Regions from separate parts of the Homo sapiens genome. Here region 2 is linked to region 1. A link is a loop called in an ENCODE intact Hi-C map of the cell type or tissue named here. Cell type or tissue: Calu3. All regions are shown on one strand. Each heading gives the region's core, and the rest is flanking DNA. Links, peaks and the distances in the headings are about the cores only. Region 1 has its middle 130 kb from the start of LSM5. Region 2 overlaps LSM5 (LSM5 homolog, U6 small nuclear RNA and mRNA degradation associated).

The links. Hi-C counts contacts between places; a loop is a spot of excess contacts. Peaks named below come from ENCODE experiments on the same cell type or tissue, not always from the same donor. Only the 100,000 strongest peaks of a DNase experiment are listed, where the experiment ranks them.
Region 2: it touches region 1 in a loop (4-fold over the local background); 10 of 110 quality-filtered maps call a loop at or near these places.

The regions. Positions count from the first base shown.
Region 1 is chr7:32,354,121-32,362,120 of GRCh38, forward strand. It overlaps a transcript of PDE1C not described here. Among named protein-coding and RNA genes, the nearest start is that of LSM5, 130 kb to the right of the region's middle. In Calu3, for the core only: a CTCF peak has its summit at 3,635 (motif pointing left); no DNase peak of the experiment used is centred there.
Region 2 is chr7:32,474,284-32,485,943 of GRCh38, forward strand. It overlaps LSM5 (LSM5 homolog, U6 small nuclear RNA and mRNA degradation associated), which reads right to left. Exons shown (of 5, transcript NM_012322.3): 5 at 11,055-11,660. Among named protein-coding and RNA genes, the nearest start is that of LSM5, 10 kb to the right of the region's middle. In Calu3, for the core only: a CTCF peak has its summit at 5,527 (motif pointing left); a DNase peak (open chromatin) is centred at 5,488.

The DNA of each region.
Region 1 (8,000 bases), core at 1-8,000:
GACATCTAAAACCCCCAGAAAAAACTTAACTGCCAAATTATTTCAGGAGAATAAAATACACCAGATGCCAGGCCAACTCCTTGAGCTTTGATGAATATAGATATTTGGCCAGTAGTGATAAATGTGGAGAAACCTCTTTTTCCCTTCATCAATCACAATTGTTGGAATGCTATTATCTAGTTGACACACAGAGATCTCTGCAGTTTTCTAACTTTAAAAGTTTGGGCCAGGTGCAGTAGCTCATGCCTGTAATCTTGGTACTTCAGGAAGTCAAAGCAAGAGAATCACTTGAGGCCAGAAGTTTGAGACCAGTCTGAGCAACATAGTGGGACCCTGTCTCACACAAAAAAATTTTTTAATATTAACTGAGCATGGTGATGCATACCTGTACTCCCAGCTACTTAGGAGGCCGAGACTGCAATGAGCTGTGATCTCACCACTGCACTCCACCCTAGGTGACAGAATGATACCTTGTTTAAAAAAAAGTTTGTAAAAATCCTTGCAGGGGAAGAGCCCAAGCTCATGAGTTTGGGAGGGCCACACAACCTGTCCCAGAGTTCTGCCTAGGAATTGAGAGATATGGATCCTCACTCAGTCATTGCCACTCATGTGTAATTTGGTCTCACACACAACTTCCTCATTTGTGCAGAAGCCTCCTCAACCCAGCCTTCCAGACAATTATCAGCATTCAGTGAGAGTCAGTACAAAAGATGAAACACTTGCTATCCCTGGGCCAGAAGATCTCTCTAAGGCCTAAGGGCCCTGATGACTCTTTAAGCTTTTTCTTTTTACATTCCAAATCTTCTTTGCAAAGGCAATTCTGATTTCAGTGGCCATTGGAGTTTCCCTCTCTGGAGGACTTCGTCTTGTTTCAGAGCTTGGCACCTGGTCGCTTCTCTCAGAGTCAGGAGCTCTCATCCCTGGCAGGAACCAACCCCTGGCTTTCTCACTCTCTCAACACCCCAAAGCTCTTAAAGCCCTAGAAGGGTCCCAGGTAACTAACCACAGCTCCTTCACCCACAAAGCAGTGCAGAAAGCCAGAGCTGGCTCAAGTAAAGGGAGTCCCAAGTGTGAAAGTCAATCTCCGCGAACATGAAAGCTGCCCTGGCAGTTAATAAGGGGAGCTCTGAGCTTCTGATTCTATGGGAAGGCAAGATGGCTGGGACCATCTCAGTCCAGAAGCAGGCTAAGCCTCCCTTAGCCCTCAATGCAGACTTAAATAGAAAACACGCAGCCCTGCCCAAGAGGGGCAGTGCACACTCCAAACATCCACTGCAGCAGCTCGCTAGGTTGAGAGGGTTTTGACTGAAACCAAAGAGAAGGCATCGTGGCACACACTCCTTGGAGTGTTACAGTGCCCCTCCCTTTTCTGCAATGTGTCCCCCACCATCCCCTCAAATCTTTCTCCGTTTCTGCTTCCCCCCAAATCCTATCAATTCCTCCCCATGTGTCAAGATCTAGCAAGATCCGACATAAATGGCACTACTCTCTCAGCATTCCCTCCTCTAAGTTCCCTTAGCAGTTTGTTCCTATTTCTAAGATAGTTTTTAATGTGCCATATCATAGTTATTTGTTTATTCACCTGCCAAGCTCCCCAGGGACAGGGACTATGACTTATTTATCTTTGCAACTCCCTGGTTTGTCCCAGAGCCTGGCGAAAGGAAGGGACTCAACAAATGGCGACTGAATGAAAAATGCAATACATACTCTCTGAAGGAGCTGCAAGTTTTGATAAATATAGTAGATGGATTTTCTCAAAGCTCTCATTTAAGCTAAGATACAAATTTATTTCCAAAAGTTCTCCCATCATACTCTCAAATGTTAAAGTATAATCCATTTGGCTCTCATTTTTCATTTCACTGGGATGTGTTCCTCATTGAGAGAAAATCTACTGATAATATCTTGACAGATAATTGGACAATAGGGGGAACCTATGCACAGAGTAGACAATGGAGAAACCAAGAAACACTTTTAGATGGAAAATAATTCTCAGCTCAATCAGAAAGTGGATGGATGATCCATGAGGGATATGGTAGAGGACAGGGATAAAATGTCTGAGCAGAGGATCACCAAGGCTCCAGCCAACATTCAGGTTTTAGAACCCCAAGAAATCAGAAGTGCTTTCATCTAGGAAACTGGTTCACTGGCAAAGACCCCACAATGTCTTTTTCAGCAACATAGTGTTTCTCATGCACTCAGAGAGCAAAGAGAAAAAAGGTTGGCTCCTTGTTAATTACAATGATCTTGACTTGATGACAGTAAGAGAGAAATACTCGCTTAGTAAAACAAAACCTTGCTGCCTAGAAAGCTGTTAAAAGTGGACACAAGACCATGAAGACATGAGCCCTGAGTGAATTATAGTTGTTTCCTTAACCCAGGTGTTTTGAATTATTTAGAATCTCATTTAGATGGGCACATTATAGAATTATATTCACAAATCATCGTGAAAATTATAAAATGTCTTCCAGCTCCTCTGGCCACAAAAGAAGTACCATGGACAGTCTGTCAAGAATCCCTTTGAAGGGAAACATCAGCCTCCTCACCCCTGCAAATTAGCTGATGGTCTGTTAGTTTATTTTATTTAATATGCCATGGTCACCTAATCACCTACTTCTGCTATTCCAGCCTTGATTTTTCAGATTTATATTGAATCAGTCGCATGTGCTTTTCATACATACAACTCATTTTCTTTACAAATGAACTATGAATAAGTGTATTCCAGGCTGATTTCCATAGCTAAGAGAGTGAAATTCATCCCCGGGTTTGAAAAGCGAGAGTACAGTGCATGTGCACCAGATGAAGACTCCTCGAGGGGACATGCTAGATGAATGCCACTTATTTTTTGCCAAGATCTACACACACCACATCCTTCCTAATCTGGAAAAAGCCTGTCTTCACTTCTGAGCATATCATTTGTGTATAAAAACTTTAGGCCGGGCTCAGTGGCTCATGCCTGTAATCCCAGCACTTTGGGAGGCCAGGCGGGTGGATCACGAGGTCAGGATATTGAGACCATCCTGGCAAACACTGTGAAACCCCGTCTCTAATAAAAATACAAAAAAAATTAGCCGGGCATGGTGGCAGGTGCCTGTAGTCCCAGCTACTTGGGAGGCTGAGGCAGGAGAATGGCATGAACCTGGGAGGTGGAGCTTGCAGTGAGCAGAGATCGCACCACTGCACTCCAACCTGGGCAACAGAGCGAGATTCCATCACACACAAAAAAAAAACCTTTAAGTGACTGTGTTGTGGCTGAACAGTGTGCAATTCAGAGAAAATATAAAATAAAACACATTTGAATTTAAATTTCAGCCACCTTTTTAAAATAAGTTCTGTCTTCTTTCTGTTCTTTGCTCTGAGCACTAGTTTCAGAATGGAACCATTTTAACAGGAAACTCAACTAATGGACTTTGGAGGAACTAAAATGTTGAGAAAGGCTTAGAAAGTGGGTATTCAAATAGAATTAGGCGGGCTAAACCGGGTGCCCAGCTCAGGGGGAAAGTTGTGAAATCAGCAGATCCCTCAAACTCACTGTAACAAGCCCCCGTTCTGTTTCCCTACCTGGAGATGATTTTCAGGACCTAACACCAGCATTTCTTTATCTATAGTGCCATCTGGTGAGTACATGCCTTCACTGTGGTAACACGTAAATCACTGGAGCCTGCAACCTATCAATGGCCCTTCCAAGCTATCAGGTAGACATCAGCTGGCATTTTCCTGGGGTTTAGATCCTGCTCAGTGGGGAGGATCTGCATCTTTAGGCCCAAGATCTCAGAAGTGTCCAGCTTCATCTGGAGACTCAAAGTGTTCATGAGTTTGTGTCTTACATCTAATTTGCAATTCTAAAGTTTTCCAATTTGCAGGGGCACTTCCATGGGGCAGGCAGTGACCCCAGCAGAGGCCTGCTGACCTTATGCTCTGGACCGGAGAGCTACACTGTCTCCTAAGAGAAAGTGCCCGGCACTGCTCCCAGCACTGTGTTATCTTCTATTATGTTTGGCTTTCTGTTTTCCTCCTCCCCTTCCCACGCAGTGTCTGTCAAAATCTGTTCATTACAGGTCCACAACCTAACAAATATTCCCAAACCAAAACAAGACTTTGCCCATGCCCTCCAGAACAAGCTTGCCAAACACAAGAGTATCTTTCCTTCTGCAACCCCGACAGGCATGTTTGTTCTTCGGAACTTAATGTTGACTTCAAAAGACAGAAGGAATGGGAATTGGAAACAAATAATTCTAAATATGCCAAATAGCAGCACAATATAATTAGACTCAAACAGCAGCCCCTCTCAAGCTGCAGTGTGTTCATTGGCAAGAGGAGTTGATAATATAGACCACAGCTCCTTCACAGGTTGTGGTAAGGATCGAATCAGAGCTCTATAAAGAACTCTGCTGAGCTCTGTAAAGAGACTAGACAGCGGGCAAGTGGGGGTGTGGAAAGTGGGGCAGAGACTGTCTTGAGCCTGCATGGATAACTCTGCATCCCCAGAGTCAGGAAGAGAGCTGGGCACATGCAGCACAACCAACAGTCATTGAGCACTACTGGGTGCAGGGAGTGTTGTAGTCTTCACCGTTCTATGAATGAGAACTTACTATTGTTCCCATTTTACAGGTGAGGAAATTGAGACACAGGAAAGGTAAGTAATTTGCTCAGGATCATATAGTTGGCAAATAGCAAAGTGGGGATTTCGATCCAGCATTCCATATCTCCCTCTCCTGCTTTATTCTTCTCCATAGCATACCTCATCATCTCATCATCTAACATTGTGTGTGTGTGTGTCTGTGTGTGTGTGTGTGTGTAACAGTCTCTCTTCAACCAAACTTTACTTAGGCTCTTCTGAGCTCTCTTCTCAGCTAGGCCTTGACCTTGGCTCCTGTCCTTGCTGGGCCTGCATCGAATCCTGCTAAAGTGGTTTAGTGAGAATCCCCACCCTTGATATCTGACGCCCTTGATATATGATCAAATTCCTCATCCCCCACCTTTGGTATATAAGCTTTTCACCTGCCTTCAGCAAAAATCCAGTTAAGTCAGTTTAGCAAGAATTTCTCTACCCTTGATGTCTCTTCCTAGTAACTTTTCATCCTCCGACCACCTCCCTTTCCCCGAACCCTGCTCCTTGGTTATAAATCCCCGTTTTTCCATGTTGTATTCAGAATTGAGCTCAGTTCAATACTGAGGTGTCTTTTCCCCTATTGCAATAATTTCTAAATAAAATCTGTGTTTAGTACTTTACTGTCTGGCTCTCGTTCTCCTTAACGGTATGTATGTGTATATTATATGTGAATATATGTATATGTATATGTATATGACTCATTTATTTTATTCATCATCTATCTTTCCCACTAAATTGTAAATCCTGAAGGCAGGAGACTTTGCCTGCCTTGTTGCCTCTATGTCTCCAATACCTACAAGAGTGCCTAGCACACATAGTAAGTGCTCGGTTAACATTTATTGAGTGAATAAACACATGCACGCATGAATCCAGCTCCAAAGCTTGCACTCTTAATCACTATGTTTTATTGTGTTTCTATAAATGATCATTCTTTTTACCTTATTTAAATATAAATTGTATAAATGTAAGAGGCTGTCTTATTTTTTGACCCAAATCATTGTGGTCTCTTCTACTCCATTCGGCTCAATTTCCTCACTGTTCCCAGCACAACTGTTCCATTCTCATGGAAGAGCCTTTGCTCATGCAGTTCCTCCACCTGAAATGCCTTCCTTCCTCCCCAGCACCCATCCAAATCTCATCCATTCTTCAAGATCAACTCAAATGCCACCCCATCCAGGAAGTCTCCAATGCACCCACCCAAGCACATCCATTCCTCCATTGACTCCTCCTATAATTACAGATGGGCTACATTTGCATTTATTTTAAACCAAGTATGGCCACCATACTTGATTGCAGATTTCTGGGAGAATAAGGACGATATCTTCCCTGACTCTGAATTCCACACCGAGCCCAGCAAAGGCCAGACTCTCCCTTGGTATTCAGTGGCCACCACTTAGAGGGCAGAGACCAACTCTCAACTCACTCTCCTGATCACGGGACATGGGGGCTGACCAATCTGGAATGAAAAGAAACAATGAATGGGACATCTATGCTTACCATGAAACGTTAATTGTCTTTGCGATCTATAAAGTGTCTGGGAGCAAAACATGATTAGTAAGATGAGAGACCTAAAGCAAGCCCTCCACTCCTATCTGTTGTCATGGTTACCATTATCAAAGATGGTAGTGAGAGATATCCAGTGGTTGTGAGAGGACAAAACACAAGTGAGGGCAGTATCACTTTTTCCTCCTTTGCCTCAAGGCAGAGGTCTTTCTCATTTTGTGAACCTGTGTGATCTGACTTCAAAGGGAAGCGGTGGAGAGTGTGCAGCGCTGCTCTGGTTCTTGTCCATTCAGATGCTGTAAAGCCAAAGCTTTGGAGGAGGAGGAGAAACCTGGGGCCAGCTTCATGGGGTGTAACAGGTGGGATGGCACAGGGCTCCACTCTCAAAAGGGACCACACTTGGTTTTGATGCTGTTCTGACCCCATTTTGAAATTTGTACTAATTTACAAACAAGGGGCCCTGCATTTTCATCATGCACTGAGCCCAGCAGATTATGAGGCTGGTCTTGAGGAAATCCTTTAGGAGATAGAAAGAAAAGTATATTTGCTTCTGCTCTCTGAAGACATAAAATTTCCCTGTCTAAACTCAAAGACTTGGGATCGGAAAATATGAAGACAAAGGCAATAGAAACCCATGAGGTGACCTAATAATAACAACAACAGCAGCAGCTAACACTAAGTGAGCACTTACTGTATGCTAGGCACGGTTGAAGAGCTTTATGGGTACGAATTCATTTAATCTTAAAAACAATCGTAGGAAGGAGGTATTAGCTCTATCCTATTTTACAGGCATGGAGGAAAGGGGAGGATGGGGAGCGAAAAGAAGGGACTTATTTAACACACAACTATTAAGTGTGAGACACCATGCAGGGCACCTTCACACCCGAGGCCTCATTCAGTACTCATAGCTTTGTACAGTTGGGGAAGCTGGGGTGAAGCCAACTGCGCAGGTTCTCACAGGTAGTAGGAGCTCAAGCAGGCATCCAGCTGAGTTCTGCCTCCAGGTCCTATCTGCAGTCTTTCACGGTAGGTGCAAAGGCAGGATGCCCTAAGATGTCTAATCCATGAGATGCTGGAGACAGCATTTAGAATCCCAGCCCCTTCATCCCTGTCTGTAGAACCACACCCAAAGCAGCAGGATTATATGTCATCTTTGCTAATTAGAATGCTCTGGTTGGGTAGCTGTTTTTTGGATGGTTTATGAGTACAGCAATCCTTCTTTATTACATTTGCTAGGTGGCTGAATTTTTTAAGCAATATGTTGGGAAGTGACACACACCTTCCCACGCCCTGCGCACACTGCCCCTGACCCTCGCACATGCCACGCATGCCCACCACTGGGCCTTTGCTCTCCTTGTGCCCTCTGCCCTTCCACCCTGGGGGAAATTGTGATCTCTGCCTCTTCAAGGTCCACCTCAGCTGCCCTTGGTGACACCTTCCTTAAGTCACCTGGGCAGCAGTGCCTCCTTCCTTTCCTGCCTCGTGCTCCCCTGGCACTTTGTACATCTCTTTCTCATACCAGTGACCACGGTGCATCTCAATCATGTCCTTACCAATGCCGCTCTCCTCCCAAACAGCCTTCTCTCAGCCTGGCACCATGCAGGTACTCAGAAATATTCACTGGATAAAAAAGTAAATGTGTCTGCTCTTTACTCCTCAAGAACCTAGAAAGAGTTCAAGCCTAGGTTTCTTTAGTCCGTCATTCAACAGCATCTGTTTTGTGCCAGAGGCTGGAGCTGCAAAGATGGATAAATGGCTCTGCTCTGTGGAGACTGGCAAGTTAACATGCACTTTCAATGCAACAGAGTGAGTGCTACAACAGAGGGGCCGGAATGTGGCAGGAGCACAGAGGAGGGCGCTCCCCCAGGGCGGGGAGAACGATGGGGTC
Region 2 (11,660 bases), core at 2,287-10,286, 120 kb after region 1:
CACTGTAAAAACACAGTTTTGAGACAACTAGGTAAATGTAATACAGCTTTAATCCTGGGTATTAAATAATATCAATGAATTACTTCCAATTTTATTATATGTAATAATGGTATTATCCTATAAGAAAATATGCTTATATTTAAGAATTGTATACAGAATTATTTAGGGATACAAAGACATATTGCCAGAGGTTTCCTTTAAGAGACTACAGCTGGCCGTGCGCGGTGGCTCACACCTGTAATCCCAGCACTTTTGGAGGCCGAGGCGGGCGGATCACAAGGTCAAGAGATCGAGACCATCCTGGCTAATACAGTGAAACCCCATCTCTACTAAAAATACAAAAAATTGGCCGGGCGTGGTGGTGGGCACCTGTAGCCCCAGCTACTCAGCAGGCTGAGGCCCAAGAATAGCATGAACCCGGGAGGCAGAGCTTGCAGTGAGCCGAGATTGCACCACTGCATTCCAGCCTGGGTGACAGAGCAAGACTCGTCTCAAAAAAAAAATAAAACCCCACAGCCAAAAGAAAAAACAAAAGAGAGAGAGAAGAAGGGCAGAGAGAAAAAGGGAGGGAGAAAAGGAGGAGGAAGAATGAAAGTTGAAGCAAATATGGCATTATGTTCATCACTGTTGAATCTAGGAATAGGTATTTTCTCTAGTTTTGTGAATGTTTGAATATTTTCATAATAAAACAGGGTTTCAAAAGGCTTTCTGGGAAAGTAAATGTAAAGGAGTTGATAAAAATAATGTCAAACAATCTTTGCATTCATTTCATTCCTGTAGCTTTTCCCAGGCTTCTGCGAGCCAGCCCCTGAAGGCTTCATTGGCCACAGACATCTGAACCAACTAAGAGCAGGAATTCCCCTGAGGCAAGCTGTTCCAATTTTCCTTGCTTTGGAAAATTCTGTCTTGTCTCCAACAAGCTCCAAATCCAGGCCCAGGACAGCCTCCAACCTGGGCAGCAGAAGTCTTCTGTATAGTCTGATCTCAATCAGTAGGACGCTATGGCTTGCATTTGTGCCTGTATCGGTTAGGCTTAACCAAGTGGGTTAAATAAGATGGCTTTCTCATACAAACGGCCAGGTAGGTGGTCTACGACTGGTATGGCAGCACCACTATTGCCTTCTTCCTTTTCTTCCGCAGCACTCATCTCATCCTCTACCACTTCATCCATACTTCATTGGCCACGATCTCGTGACATGATTCTTACATGATTAAACTTTGCTGAAATGGAGGCATAGAAATGTGTCTTTAGTTGGGCAGCCATGGAAGGAAAGAGTGAAAAATGGAAGCCAACCAGCCATTTCTGCCACCGTGCCCAAGCAAGAAAAAATGCTTATAATCCTCTGTGCATATATTTTTCCTGGGGGCCACTTAGAAAAAGGTGGATGGTCAAAGGCAAAAAGCAGGTGTCCAGGGCCCCCTACAAAATGCTATATTAATATCACTTCTATTGATGGTCTTTCTGCTGGGCTTTCTGCTGACACCAAAATGTGGGTCTGCATCCTTGCTCTTATCTCCATCAGGGAGAGTGTGCCTGAGAATGGAAAGAACAAGGAGGAGAATAAGGCAAAGAGATGGAGAGACTGCATCCTGATGACATCTTTAGAGCCCGTGGAGCTAGGCATGCCAGAAACTGGAAGGTTAAACTACATGAACCAATAAATATACCCCATTTTTTCTTAAAAAAAAAAAATACTGCTTAACCTTTGTCACTGTAACATGTCACCTGCACAACTGGAGAAGTCTTGAGGGTAGAGAGCTCTGCAAAGGGAGGAAGATAGGAAGTGCTCCAGGCACTGCAGCTGTTGCCAGGAGTGAAGAAACTCCCTCCTGTGGAGCACCTACTGCCCATCCCGCACCGTGGGATGCTGTCATATCACATATATTTCATATATATTAGCCCTTATATATTACATCTATAATATAATATATATTATCAAATACAGTATTTCATATCATTCTCATATAACCCTGAAGTACATGTTACCATCCCCATTTTGCAGAGTAGGGCACCAAGGCTTAGAGATATTAAGTAACTTCTCCAAGGTCACACAATTGAGAAATGACAAAACAGGTATTAGAAGCCAGATTCCCCCACCCCATCCCCAGGCTGCCTTTAAATTCCTCCGTGGGCCCTCTTCCTTGCAGGCTCCTGTCCCATCAAAGTCCCTCCTCCTGATCCCCCCACATCATTTGTCTTCTGCTGCTGATTGTCAGCACTTCTCAAGTTCCCAGGGGCTGTGAGTTGGAAGAGGCATCACTCTGAGAAGTAATGCACCTGCAGGGAAGAGATGGCTCTTTAGAAATAAACTAGAAATGAGTATCTCTATGATACCCATGGAGAAAGTGCAAGAGTTTGGACACAAGTGGTTTCAGCCTCTGGGGGAGAGGAAGGTAATTTTATCCAGGGTAACCCAACCATCATCATCCAGTCACATAGGTGGAGAGGCACAGCCAAGAGCTCTGAATCAGGTCCCAATGATCTAAGCACCAGTTCCAGCACAGCCCCTGAATCCCTTATCAAGTTAAGGCCTCTCTTTGAGCCTAGGTCTCCCCACCTATAAAGTGAGGGACTGGGCCTAGAGGTGATGTAAGCTCCCTTCCAGCTCATCCCACTCTGGACCCGTGCCTTGAGAAGCCACAGATCTCAATGCAGGCTTGTGTCATACTCAAGCACTAGTCACTGGAAAAGCAGGAAGTCCTTGGGTGAGGTGCTTACCTCTCGGAGTTTATTTTCCCAACACAGGTGTCAGATGGAATAGAAGAAACTAGGTGTCTATGCATGCTCATTTGTGGTTTCTATCACAATGGAAAATTCCTTGAGCATCTACAATCCCCACCTGTGGTAATGTGAACACCCAACCTGGAGCCAGGAAAACACCTGGGCCAAATTACTCCACTGAGCATTTCCCTTCTTCCTCAGCCCTTTCTTACCCTCCTGCTGGCACAGGCTGCCACTTGCCTGATTCAAGTTTCTCCACTTACTAAATGTCACACTTCCAGCTGCAATCAACAAGAGATGCTCTCCAGGCAATTCAGTACAGGAAAAAATAAGGTCCTTCCCACTTCTTATTACCCTCATGAGATGCTGACTGTGGAGCTGGCTAATACCAATGACAAATAACAGGGTTACTATGAGGAAGTATGAATGGGACCTATGGCCCAAGAAGCAGCAATTATGGACACAAAAAATTGCATGAAAGGAGGTAAGTAGAGTCCTTCCCAGAGAACAGAGGAGGCAGCAGAGCCCATGACCCACATCTGAGTCACCACATCCCATGGCCACGATCTTCTATTCTAGTACATTTCCCTATTGCTATAGCAGATACAATGATAAATTATTTTATAGGATACCACAGCTCTTTTTGGAAAGCAATATAGATGTAAAAGCCAGCCAGGATGTTACCAGCTGATATCCAATGATGAAGGAATAGGGATCCAGTTAGCCCTCATGTCAACATGGAAAGTTATTCAAGTTAAAGCATTTCACACCTATGAGCCCTTTGGATCTCCAGAATAACTGTGTGGAGTAAGAAAGGTCTGAGTCACTGCTTTGGCTTAAAAGATGAGAAAACCAAGACCCAAAGAGGGAAAATTGCTTGCCGGGGCTCACTCAGTCTGTAGCATTAGGGCTTCTACACCAGACCATGATTCCTCTTGAAGTGGCCTTCAGTCTGATGGTTTTCAAGTTTGTTCTCATTGAAACAGAAGAGAAAAGGAGAAGGAAGCAAGGAAAGCAAGGAGCATTACAGCTTTAAAAGATGAGCTACAGTGGCCGGGCGCAGTGGCTCACGCCTATAATCCCAGTGCTTTGGGAGACCAAGGCGGGAGGATGGCCTGAGTCCAGGAGTTCCAGACCAGCCTGAGCAACATGGTGAAACCCCATTTCTACAAAAAATACCAAAAATTAGCCAGGCACTTGCCTGTAGTCCCAGCTAGTCAGGAGGCTGAGGCAGAAGGATGGCTTGAGCCTGGGAGGCAGAGGTTGCAGTGAGCCAAGATTGTGCCACCGCATTCCAGACTGGGCAGCACAGCAAGACCCTGTCTCAAAAAAAAAAAAAAAAAAAAGGCCAGGTGCGGTGGCTCACGCCTGTAATCCCAGCACTTTGGGAGGCCAAGGCGGGCAGATCATGAGGTCAGGAGATCAAGACCATTCTGGCTATCACGGTGAAACCCCGTCTCTACTAAAAATACAAAAAAAAAAAAAAAAAAAAAAAAAGAGCCAGGCACCCTGGCAGGCGCCTATACTCCCAGCTACTCCGGAGGCTGAGGCAGGAGAATGGCGTGAACCCGGGAGGCTGAGCTTGCAGTGAGCCGAGATAGCGCCACTGCACTGCGGCCTGGGCAAAAGAGTGAGACTCCATCTCAAAAAAAAAAAAAAACAAAAACAAAAGAAAACAAAAAAAAAAACAAGATTAGTTACCATATCCAAAACTGCTAAATTCCCACAGGACATTAAGTCAGAGCAATCCACAGATGTGGGGACAGGCTCCCAAGTTCCCAAAGACTCCCAATTCACCTCAGATTCCAAACACAGCATGGCCAGCAGTGATGGGATGCCCATGGTTAGAGGGAAGAGGGAGCATGCCTGAGCCCCAAGGACATGACCCCTCACCAGAGGTCAACCTCCCCTTCTCCCCACTGAGGCCTCAGGCCCTGGGCTGATGTCCTCTTCCATTGAAGTGCAGACAACCAAGGCAGAGAGGCAGTGCTAGAAAGGAACCCAAACATTCAGCTTCACTCTTGTTTTATAGGTAAAAATGTTGAAGCCCTGAAAGAAAAAAGAGTGACTTGCCCCAAGGTTACAAAGCCACTTGGTGACAAACTCAAGTTTCCTGATTGTTCTTCCATCTCCCTTTCCAAACTGTTGACCTCCCTTCTTCTCCTGTGTGTGGCTGACACAGTCCCCGGACTCCTTCCTATCAAGGGGCCCAGGGAAAAATACTGGGTCCAGAAGATGCATAGTTTACATGTGGAAGCTGTGCAGCTCTTGTCACTGGTTTGGTTTTAGTTTTTACTTAACCCCTCTACTCTCCAGGGTAGGAGATTTAGCTTTGTCAAGCAGAGTCACTATGCACTCCCGGGATCTTTACTCCTTTCTGAACTCATGCTGTTTTTTGAAGCCACTTCATCATACCTATGACTCTTTATTCCCCTGTGATAAAACCTCCAGACCTCTGAAATCATCCCTTCATCCTGGCTTCCAAAGCACTCTCCTCTCAATTCTATTTTACAATAGAAAAGGCACCTCATATAGAAAATATGAAATAAATGAATGAAAAACAGATTCCTCTTTTGCAAAAAAAAAAAAAAAAAAAAAGGGAAGGAGGTGTGAAATAGTAGTATAATTCAACCCTTTACCTGCCCTTGTGGTGTGATCCAATAGGAAGCTCAGCAGAGTAGGAGACAAGAAACCTGAGTTCAAATGAGGCTCTGGGGAAAACTAAAAAGCCTTGGCTCTAGCAACTAGCTGCCTGCCTAGTTCCACAGTGTCCTCTTGTGGTCAGTTGGTATCATGCATGATTTTTCTTAAATTCAAGAATGAAATGTCTAATAAAGCAAAGATTCAGTCAGGGTCACTCCTGGATAAAGTAGATGAGGTCTGTTTTCTGACCACTCTCTATTCCAGCCTCATGCCCACTAACTTCAACTCCTTGTGACTGAAGTACACAGAGCGTCAATTTGGGTGTCAGGTTGATGTGAGAAGTACCAGCTCCACTTCTTAGAGAGATGTCAGCCAGGAGGGCTGCTGTCTTCCAAGAGTGGTACTCATAGAGCACCAGGACCCTGCTAGAGCTCCCAAGCTTCTGCCTCTGATCTTCCCAGGTAACAGCCAGAAGCCCACTTGCATCACTGCACTGAGGGCCAATCGACCACACCAGCCAAACTCAACATACTCAGATGATGGGGGCCCATACTCTAGTCTATGGTCCAACAATGTAATAGGATTTGTTTCCTTTGAAACCAGGACTGTGCATGGTATGAACTGCTTGAGGCTGTTGTTTTTCTAGGAGAGAGTAGCTACTCAAGACAGTTTCACAATATAACAAAAGCCTCCATGACCTGTCCCATATAAGCATTGAGTAGTGATAGAGGGATGAGGGTTCCCATAGGACTTTCTGGAGGAAGAGACATTTGAGCCTAGTCTTGAATACAAGTAAACCAAATGAAGATAGGTTTGGAGATAAGGCTCTTCCCACAAAAGTCCAACATGAGTAAAGCCAAAGGCCAAAGATGGGTAACAGCCAGTGTTATAAATTCTGTGCTGTGAAGGCAAGACTGAGATGTGACTGAGAAGGTCAACAGGCACCCCTCATGGTAACCTGTTAAGGAACCTGGCCTTTCATTGTATAGAAGGTAACTTACTGAAAAGTTTGAAAGCCGGCCAGGTGGAGTGGCTTCACCTGTAATCCCAGCACTTTGGGAGGCCAAGGCGGGTGGATCACCTGAGGTTGGGAGTTCAAGACCAGCCTGACCAACATGGAGAAACCCCGTCTCCACTAAAAATACAAAATTAGCCAGGCGTGGTAACTCATACGTGTAATCCCAGCTACTCAGGAGGCTGAGGCAGGAGAATCGCTTGAACCTCGGAGGCAGAGGTTGCTGTGAGCCGAGATCGCGCCATGGCACTCCAGCCTGGGCAACAAGAGCGAAACTCCATCTCAAAAAAATAAAGCCAAACATAGCATGACCATATCCTGCATTTTAGATCAATCAGTCAGTTGCTCTGATGGTCTGATGGCTGGGATGGACAGATATGACAGGGTAGAGATGGGAGGCAGGCAGGAAGGCAGAGGAGGTTTTTGTCTTAGTACAGCAGAGACTCAAGGGCTATTGGAGTCTTGAGGGGGGCCAATAATTAGCACTCTTCTTCCACAATTGAGTTCTGAACCAATTGAGAACAAAGGCAAAGTAGAAAACAGACAGCAGTCATTGTTACTACTACTACATTGGATGATGTAACTTATATCTACAGACTGTAGTTAACTTCTGTGTTTGGAACTCCAGAATTATTCAGATGTACCCACCAAACCATAGGCAAACCACAAACCACCCCAGACTTCTTCATGTGGAAGCAGACACCTCTAAAACTTACAGGAAAAAGCAGAGCAGAACCCACACTCCCTCAGGCAACTCAGTCTGCATGTCTCCGGGCATACAGAATAAAAGGACAGAGAGAGGGCAGATGTGTTACACTAATTAAGCTTTCATGTAGAAGAAAACATCAGAGGTAGAAAAGAAGCATTTCCCTTACATTCCCCATCTTTTTGTTCTTTTCACTCACTGAACTTAACCATTAGAGCCATAGAGAAGAACACAGTCTATCACTCCCAAATCCAACTGCCATTGGGATCACTGGAAGCAGTTTAGATTTTGCCCCAAAAGGCTCTAAACAGAGTCAGAATAATATATTAATTAAGGCAACTCCAAGGCTTCTGTAATTCTAAGTCTGAAAATTCACTCCATTTCCCACCCAAAGTATGCCCACCACATTGTTGAGGCGGGAAATTAAAGAAAAATAAACTTAAAAAGAAAGAGAAATAAGTTTTCCTGTGTTAGGCTGACTTGTCCCAGAGGCAGCAAAAGGCACAGCCCAGACCCAGGAAGTCTTGATAATATTATCTAATGTGCTCTGGAAACTCTCCCAGCATTCCCTCAACATACGGAGAAGAAAAACAAATTTTCCTTCGTTTTATGGAATGAGTTTATAGATTCCTGTTCTCTGTAACCAGTGACTTCAAACATTCTGTTTTATCTAAGCAGTAGAGTGAAGGTCAGAGCCTCTGAGCAGGCCTGTGTTATGGCCACCTGGGTGCCAGTGAAGGTTATAGGATAAGCCCGTGCCTAGGCAAAACCTAGATAACAGACATCTGGGTTGACTGGCAATGGTCATGTGTAATCCTGAGTTATGATCTGTTACAATTTGATTAACTGTCTTTGTCCTGCCTCTGTATCCCTGCTTTCAGGCCACTGTAAGCTTGCTTCAAGCTAGCCCACCCCCTTTTGTGAAGTGTGCATAAAATCAAGTGCTGTCTTTGTTCTGGGCCCAGTATTTCAATGTTAAGTCTGCAGGGTCTGAGTGCACTCAATAATAAATATATCCTCCTCTATACACCCCAAGGTCTCTCTCTGGTCCTCCTGATCCTGCAACATGATCTGTGATGGCTAATTTTAGGTGTCAAGTTAACTGGATTAAGGATATCTAGAAACCTAGTAAAGCATTATTTGGCTGTGTTTATGAGGGTGTTTCCAGACTACTTTAGGGTGTGAGTCTGAGTGGACTAGGTGAGATACACCTTCAATGTGGGCCAGCATTCAGTTGACAGAAGGTCCAAAGAGAACAACACAGAAAAGGCAACATGTCTGTCTCCCTCCTAGAGCGGGGATAACTCTTCCTTCTCTGTCTTTGGATATAAGAACTCCTGATGTTCTGATGATGTTGTCCTCTGAGGACAGAGAAGGAAGAGTGATCCCAACTTTAGGAGACCTCTGGACTCCAGGACTTACACCAGTAGCCCCCTGGGTTCTCAGGCCTTCAGCCTCAGACTGAGAATTTTATCATGAGCATCCCAAGCTCTGAGGTCTTTGGACTTGGACTGAGCCACATCAAGGTCTCCAGCTTGCAGACAGCCTGTTTTGGGGCTTCCCAGCCTCCATAATCGCATGAACCAATTCTCCTAATAAATCCCCTTATATATCTATATACATATACTATTGGTCATCTCTGGAGAACCCCAACTAATAAATGGTCTAACCTGGCATATCAGCACACCAACACCCAATAATAAAATGCCAACAACAGAGATGCCCAAATCTACATATAATCCTGTGCCATTATCAAATTTACTGGAATTCAAAAATTAAACCTCCTTCCAAATCAAAGTCCAAAAATGTTAAACTCCACTAGAATTAAAATCCAAAACTAAATACCCTTATTTTTGTAAGTTAAGAATCAACCAGCCTAGGCAACATGGTGACACCCTGTCTCTACAAAATATTAAAAAATTAGGCCAGGCACGGTGGCTCACAACTGTAATCCCAGCACTTTGGGAGGCCAAGGCGAGTTGATCGCTTGAGCCCAGAGTTTGAGACCAGCCTGGGCAATATGACAAGACCCAGTCTCTATCAAAAACACAAAAAATTAACCAGGTGTGGTGGTGTGCACCTGTAGTGTGGGAGGATCACCTGAGCCCGAGAAGTCGAGGCTACAGTGAGCCATGACCACTGCACTCCAGTCTGGGTGACAGACCGAGACCCTATCTTTAAAAAAACAAAAAGAGAAAAGATAGCTGGGCATGGTGGCACCTGCCTGTGGATCCAGCTACTTGGGAGGCTAAGGGGGGAGAATCGCTTGATCCCAGTGGTTCGAAGCTGCAGTGAGCACTGATCACACCACTGCACTCTAGCCTGGGTGACAGAGCAAGACCTTGTCTCAAAACAAACAAAAAATGTCCAACATTCTTAAGTTAAATGCCCAAAACAACCTTTCCCAAATCCTTATTCTGTTCAGTCTTAACCAGAAGGGGGTTTGATGCTTAGGTGGTTAAAGTCCTTTCAGCAGCCACAACCCAAGCTGTTACTCATGGGAAAGTAATTTCTTTAGGGCCTCAGAAGTTACACTAGATATGCCTCAGATACATCACTTTTTAAAAATTGAGATGTAATTCATGTAACATGAAATCCACTCTTTTAAGGTTATAATTCAGTGCTTTTTAGTATATTCACAAGGTTGTGCAACCATCTAATCCCAGAACTTTTTCATCACCCCAAAAAACAAACCCATACCCATTAGCAGTCACTAGTATAGTTGTCTATTTCTGTGAATTTGCCTGTTCTGGATCATATAAATCAAATATGTGGTCTTTTGTGTCTGGCTTCTTTCACTTAGCATAATGTTACAGTTCATCCACACTGTAGCATACACAAGTACTTCATTCATTTTAACAGATAATATTCTATTGTATGAATATATCGCATTTCAGTTATCCATCCATCCATCGATGGACATTTGGGTTGCTTCCACTTTGAGACATTAGGAATAATGCTGCCGTGAATGTTCATACAAGTTTTTGTGCAGACATGTTTTTAGTTCTCTTGGGTATGAACTGAGGAGAGGAGTTGCAGGGTCGTATGGTAATTGTTTAACTTTTTGAGGAATCATCAAATTATTTTCCACAGTGCATGCATCATTTTACATTCGCACCAGCAAGGTACTAGGGCTCCAATTTCTTCATATCCCAGCCAATACTTGTTACATTAATTTTTGTACAATTCTTGTTACAATAATTTTTTATAATTATAGCCATTCTATAGCACCCATGAAATGGCGTTTCATTGTAGGTTTTGAGACGGGGTCTCACTGTCACCCAGGCTGGAGTACAGTGGTGCAATCATAGCTTACTGAAATCTCAAACTCCTGGGCTCAAGCAATTCTCCTGCCTCAGCCTCCCAACTACGTAGGACTACAGGTGCATGCACACTACCACACCTCACTAATTTTTTAAAATTTTTGGTAGAGATGGGGTCTCACTATATTACCCAGGCTGGTCTCCAACTCCTGGCCTCAATCTATCCTTCCACCTCGACCACCTACAATGTAGCACTGGGATTACAGACATGAGCCACTGCACCTGGCCTAACTCCTATGATGAAAAAAGGAAGAGCTTGGGTATGACTATTAGCTCCCCTGGGATAGCAAATAATAAAGGGGTGGAAAGAAGCAGGTGTTACATCACTTACTCCCCTCCAAAGGGAAAGAAACAACAGTGGAGGGAAAGCATTGCCCCCAAGAGTTAGAAGCAAAGTGTGAGGCAACCAGCTCATACTGGCTCCTGAGAATCAACTGTCAAATCCTTGAGAATTTTGCAAACCAGTTGTTAAAGCCTTGGTAGCTTGAAATTAGCCAAGGCAGTAGTACTGACAACATGTAAATCAGAGAAAACTACAAATCAGTGCTTTGTGTTTTGGAAAATAAGGTTGGATCCTTTTTCCATGTGGTAATACCAAAATTCCAGATAGATTCCAGATTTAAATCAAACGCAGAAAACATAAAGTGCCCAAAGAAAAGTATAATCAAAGCAAAGGTTTTCCAATCCACGTGGACCAAATACAAAAACCATAATGGACTAGGTCAACATGCAACTACATTAAAATACATCATTTATGTCAAAAATAGCACTAAGTGGCAAACTACAAACTAGGGAAATTATTAGCAAAATACATGACTAACAGAAACCCATCAAGAATTCTTACAAATTAGTAAGAAAAAGACAAACATCTCAATGGCAAAAGCCTCAACAGATAAGTCATTTACAAAATACAAATGAGATCAAAATTAATCAAGAAAATTTTAGGCCAGGCCTGGTGGCTCATGCCTTTAATACCGGCACTTTGGGAGGCTGAGGCAGGTGGATCACTAGAGGTCAGGAGTTCAAGACCAGCCTGGCCAACAAGGTAAAACCCCATCTCTCTAAAAATATAAAAATTAGATGGGAGTGGTGGCGCCCACCTGTAATCCCAGCTACTCAGGAGGGTGAGGCAGGACAATCACTTGAACCTGGGAGGCGGAGGTCGCGTTGATATCGCGACAAGGCACACCAGCCTGACTGGAGGTTGCAGGGAGCCAAGATCATGCCACTGCATTCCAGTGAGACTCTCCA